Linked DNA regions of Mus musculus: region 2 is linked to region 1. Evidence: chromatin contacts called from ENCODE Hi-C or POLR2A ChIA-PET data. All regions are on one chromosome and are shown on one strand. The core of a region is the stretch at or near the end of the contact, and the rest is flanking DNA. Distances in the headings are between cores, read along the strand shown.

Region 1 (2,724 bases), core at 150-2,649:
CATACCTACTTCCGGTGCCTTTAAAAAGAGTTATATAAACACCACCTTAGATCGGAGTGGTGAATCATAAGCAATTATTGAGTGCCTGCTGTGTACACGGCACAGCAGTCTTTGCTGCTTAACCTTCACTTAAGTCTTTCATAATTTCTCAGTTGGATGAAGTTGTGGGAATTAAGCCGATGGCCTGAAATTCAGGCGCAGAGGCCAAGGTTGTGAAAAATTACATAACTCCTGAGAGAGACCGAGTGCTTTTGCCCGGCCTGCCTGAGTGTTTCTCTTCTCCACCGGCTCCTCGCCACCTCTGAGGCCCAACAGACAACTTTGCTTCCCAGCCCCTTCTCCCTCTTTTGTCTGCTCTTCAGACTCGTTTTCCACCTTCGTACCGCTCCCTTTAGACGTGAAAACAAACACAGGGCCGCGCGCGGGTTGGCAGGGAGACCGGAGGCACGAGGGGACCGAGCAGCTTCGGGCCCCGAGCGCCGGCAGCCGGTTCCCCCCCCCCTCCCCTCGCTCCCCCGGGCCGGGCCCTCCGCGCCAGGCCGGGCGAGACCAGCCGGGTGAGCGGGGCGAGCTGGCGGGCGAACGTGCGCTCAGCGGCGGCGCCCGGGGCCGAGTCCAGTCCGCGTTTTGCGAGTGCGCAGCAGCCCTCGGAGAGAAGCGGATAATAGTTGCTCCGGCTCGCTCGGCTCCCTCACGCCGCGCTGGGCCCGATTAGGCTCAGGCAAGTCGTGCATTTCCCCCCCCCCCCCATATCCGGGTTAGAGAGGGGGGAAAAAGAGAGAGAGAGAGAGCGAGCGAGAGTGAGGGAGGGAGAGAGAAAAGTTTCATTGCAAGCGGAACTAAAAAACTTTCCGCCCGTTCAGGCCGTAGCGGGCGCGAGCCCCCGAGCGCAAAGGCGCGCCCCCGGCGGGCGGCCCGGGGCTGCGGGGGGTGGGGTGGGGAGGGCACCGCGCTTCCCCGCGGGCCGCGTGGATGCGCGCAGGAGGGGCGGCCGGCTGCGAGTGGGGACATTGTCTCCCCCCACCCCGCCCGGCCGCGCCACGCCGCGGCGATCATGGCCGCGCGGGCAGCAGCGGCGGCGCGGGCGCGGGCGGGCAGCGGCGAGCGGCGGGCGCCCTCGGGGCCGCGGCCGGCGCCCGGGGCCCGGGACCTGGAGACGGGCGCGCGCGGCGCGGTGGCGGCTCCGGGCCCCATCCTGGGGGGCGGCGACGGCGGCCTGAATAATGTGCACCACCACCCCCTGCACCCCCGTCACGACCTGAACATGGCCCATAGCGCGAGCGCCGCGGCGGCCGCCAGCTCCAACAGCGCGCAGAGCGGCCGCTCCGAGGCGGCTCTCAAGGAGGGTGGAAGCGCCGCCGCGCTGTCCTCCTCCGCCGCCGTCGCGGCCTCTTCCTCCTCGGCGGGCCCCGGCTCGACCATGGAGACCGGGCTGCTCCCCAACCACAAACTGAAAGCCGTTGGCGAGGCCCCCGCTGCACCGCCCCATCAGCAGCACCACCACCACCATGCCCACCACCACCACCACCACCATGCCCACCACCTCCACCACCTCCACCACCACCACGCACTACAGCAGCAGCTAAACCAGTTCCAGCAGCCGCAGCCGCCGCAGCCACAGCAGCAGCAGCCGCCGCCACCGCCGCAGCAGCAGCATCCCACTGCCAACAACAGCCTGGGCGGTGCGGGCGGCGGCGCGCCTCAGCCCGGCCCGGACATGGAGCAGCCGCAACATGGAGGCGCCAAGGACAGTGTCGCGGGCAATCAGGCTGACCCGCAGGGCCAGCCTCTGCTGAGCAAACCGGGCGACGAGGACGACGCGCCGCCCAAGATGGGGGAGCCGGCGGGCAGCCGCTATGAGCACCCGGGCCTGGGCGCGCAGCAGCAGCCCGCGCCGGTCGCCGTGCCCGGGGGCGGCGGCGGCCCAGCGGCCGTCTCGGAGTTTAATAATTACTATGGCAGCGCTGCCCCTGCTAGCGGCGGCCCCGGCGGCCGCGCTGGGCCTTGCTTTGATCAACATGGCGGACAACAAAGCCCCGGGATGGGGATGATGCACTCCGCCTCTGCCGCCGCCGGGGCCCCCAGCAGCATGGACCCCCTGCAGAACTCCCACGAAGGGTACCCCAACAGCCAGTACAACCATTATCCGGGCTACAGCCGGCCCGGCGCGGGCGGCGGCGGCGGCGGCGGCGGAGGAGGAGGAGGCAGCGGAGGAGGTGGAGGAGGAGGAGGAGCAGGAGGAGCAGGAGGAGCAGCGGCAGCGGCAGCAGGAGCCGGAGCTGTGGCGGCGGCGGCCGCGGCGGCGGCGGCAGCAGCAGCAGCAGCAGGAGGAGGCGGTGGCGGCGGCTATGGGAGCTCGTCCTCGGGGTACGGGGTGCTGAGCTCCCCGCGGCAGCAGGGCGGCGGCATGATGATGGGCCCCGGGGGCGGCGGGGCCGCGAGCCTCAGCAAGGCGGCCGCCGGCGCGGCGGCGGCGGCGGGGGGCTTCCAGCGCTTCGCCGGCCAGAACCAGCACCCGTCGGGGGCTACACCGACCCTCAACCAGCTGCTCACCTCACCCAGCCCCATGATGAGGAGCTACGGCGGTAGCTACCCCGACTACAGCAGCTCCAGCGCGCCGCCGCCGCCGTCGCAGCCCCAGTCCCAGGCGGCGGCGGGGGCGGCGGCGGGTGGCCAGCAGGCGGCCGCGGGCATGGGCTTGGGCAAGGACCTAGGCGCCCAGTA
Region 2 (2,724 bases), core at 113-2,612, 49 kb before region 1:
TCTAATGAAATCAAAGTTTTAAATCAACTGCCGCTAGATATGCAATTCACTGAAGCATGAACTTTTGAGATACTTTTAGATTTATTTTTGTTTTTTGTGTTCATGAACCTGCATAAACTTACATGTGCCATGTGCAGAGCTGTGTGGGCTCCTGTGGGTGTTGAATCCCGAGAAGCTGGAGTTACAAGTAGTTGTGAGCCAACAAGTGGATGCTGGGAGCTGAACTTGGTCCTCTGGAAAAGCAGTGCATGCTCCTAACCGCTAACCTCTGGTCCCTGAAATACTTAAAGTATATATATTGCAGTTTTACTTTGCCCCAAACCCGTGATTTCCAAAAGAGAAAACTTAATTTCTATAAAATAGAAATGATTTCCAATGCAAATATTTTATTATGATCATTTCCAGTTGAAGGAAAATTAAGGCATGGTCTCCCCTCCCTCCAAAATACAATATCTTTAAATGTGAGAACTAAAGGAAGACATTTGCTCTGTAGAAGGCAGTATTGACCAGTTTATTCCGACACCAGACCCCAAGTGCTGAGAGAAGTCACCGCTTCCATGGAGCCTTGGGAAGGCTGATCGGCTCCGGCAGCTACACATTTGCACATGGTTAACCGGTTTCGTCAGTGAAATGGATTGAAACTTGCTTCAAAGTAGGAAAGGAAAACATTGGTGCACTCCACACTGGCCCTTGAGTATACTGTACCTTCAAATCATGCTGCCTCTTGCATTCCACAGAGCTGTGAAACACCCTTTAAACTGTCTGCATAAATCACTCTATCCTCTATGTAACAGGGTTTTCTCTTCCTGGACAAAAGAAAAAAAAAGAAAAAAAGGCCATCTGTCCCCAAAGGGCAACACTCCAGAATGAGGATCCCTGCCCAGACAGGACCTCATGCAGGTGTTACAAGGTCTCCATTCTGTCTGGAAGCCTGGATAGTTAACATGCCGCCTACCTGCCACAATCCTTTGGTTAAAAGCTGTCTCTTTAAAATCTGGGACTTTTTACCTCCTCAGCACAGCTAGCAATGGTTTCGGTGTGTAGAAGCACAGAATTATATGGAGCTAAGAAGATCGCCAAGAAGGCGAACACAGTAACCAAGACTGACATTAATTAGGACCAGGAAGCAAGCACGCGCCTCCTGGTAAACAGCCTTCTCCAGGAAAGTCTTCCGTGGGCTTCCTGCAACTCACACATTCCCCTTAGCTCTTCCAACACTGGTGACTTGTTGACAGGCACACATGCTAGGGAAGACCCATGCCACGTTCTGGAGTTTTGAATGTTTCCTTTGCAGAGAAACCACCAGGCCTGCGAGGGGCGGGCTCTGGCAGGAAAGGCCTTACAGCTTGTCACCTCTCCCCGCCTAGCCTGCTGCTCCTGCTGGAGGAGGTGCAGGGGACAAGCGAAACTGGTTCATGTGTCAGCTCCCCCAGGGATTTGGCAGCAGAGGGCCGGGCCCTAGCTGAGCACACAGGTACAGAAACAGCATCTGCAGCACACTTCCTTCCTCCTTACATGGTCACTGTGCGGGTCTGCATGCAAAGGGGGTTCATATTCTCTCTCTCTCTCTCTCTCTCTCTCTCTCTCTCTCTCTCTCTCTCTCTCTCTCCCTCTCTCTCTCTCCCTCCCTCCCTCCCTCCCTCCCTCCTCTCTCTCCCTCCCTCCTCTCCCTGCCATGCCCCGCCCCGTGTTTCTGTCTCTCTCAGTCTCTATCTTCTCTGTCTCTGCCACACACACATACACACACGCATACACACACACACACACACACACACACACACATATACACACACACACACCATGAAAAGTGCTTACTAGCAGCGTCTTGCATGAGTGCACAAGCCAGGCCATCACTCTGGAGAAGGAAAAGCAGCTCGGCCCCTGGAAACGTCTGGAAGCCTCTATCCCTGAGCTGGCTGGACCAGACAGCTCCTTCCTGAGAGCCTGCTTTTCCCTGCCTTTGAAAGAGCAGCATCTAACAGAGAAGCGCACTGAACTGTTTTCCAGTTTATCACAGGAATCTCGGGTCCAGACCTACAAGCCAAGGGAGGCACTCCGCCCCCGTGGAGCTCCTCCGTGCTCACAGCCAATAAGGGGGTGCTAGTCCATCTCTCTAAAGAGAGAAAAGAAAGGGCTTTGTGAGGGCCATGTTCCGCTCACACAGGTCACCACACAAGTTGCCTGGTTTGCTGTTCAGACCCCCAGATTCCAGAGTGAACCTGTAATAGCTGAGGTCCCCTTGACCCCTTGTTTTCTCTTCTACTGGTTCTCAAGAGCCATTTTCCAGCTTCCCCTTTCCTCTCCCTGGCCTTTCTGGAAAAGGTTTGTTTCTAGATTCCGAAGGAACAAAGGCCGATTAAAGGCCCAGGAACAGGGGGAATCCTCCATTAGAAAAAGACAAGGGCAGAGCTGGGGACTTCCGTGCTTGGCCTGCCCCCACCTAAGTTAATAAGCTACAAGAACCAGTTGCTTCCAGTCTGGGCAGCTTTCTAGTTCTGCAACTACAGAGCCTTTCTTCCTATCTTCCTTTCTTTCTTTCTCTCTTTCTTTCTTCCTTTCTTTCTTTCTTCCTTCCTTCTTCCTTTCCTTCCTTCTCTCTCTCTCTCTCTCTCTCTCTCTCTCTCTCTCTCTCTCTCTCTCTCTCTCTCTCTTTCTTTTTTATTACTTTAATTCCAGAGATCTTTGATACCCCTGAAGGCAAGTAGCATATCTCACTCATAAAGC

What was found. Hi-C counts contacts between places; a loop is a spot of excess contacts on that map. ChIA-PET counts read pairs that join two places held with the same protein, here RNA polymerase II (POLR2A).
Region 2: a loop to region 1 is called in a map of gastrocnemius, with 2.7 times the contacts of the local background. The contact joins the enhancer-like site here to the promoter of Arid1b in region 1. A Hi-C loop is called at or near these places in 2 of 37 maps with a recorded cell type or tissue (T-helper 17 cell and gastrocnemius). POLR2A ChIA-PET finds 5 or more read pairs at or near these places in 4 of 5 experiments (Patski and embryonic stem cell).

The regions. Positions count from the first base shown.
Region 1 is chr17:4,993,675-4,996,398 of GRCm38, forward strand. It overlaps Arid1b (AT rich interactive domain 1B (SWI-like)), which reads left to right and starts at 1,400. Exons shown (of 20, transcript NM_001085355.1): 1 at 1,400-2,724. The coding sequence starts at 1,421.
Region 2 is chr17:4,944,791-4,947,514 of GRCm38, forward strand. Gm41517 (a long non-coding RNA gene) reads right to left here. Exons shown (of 4, transcript XR_876352.2): 4 at 1-806. Among named protein-coding and RNA genes, the nearest start is that of Gm34625, 8.0 kb to the right of the region's middle. Within about 2 kb of position 1,363, at least 2 of the 3 ENCODE cell types and tissues checked have a DNase peak (open chromatin) inside an H3K27ac peak, as active enhancers do; they include gastrocnemius, where a contact is called at or near this core.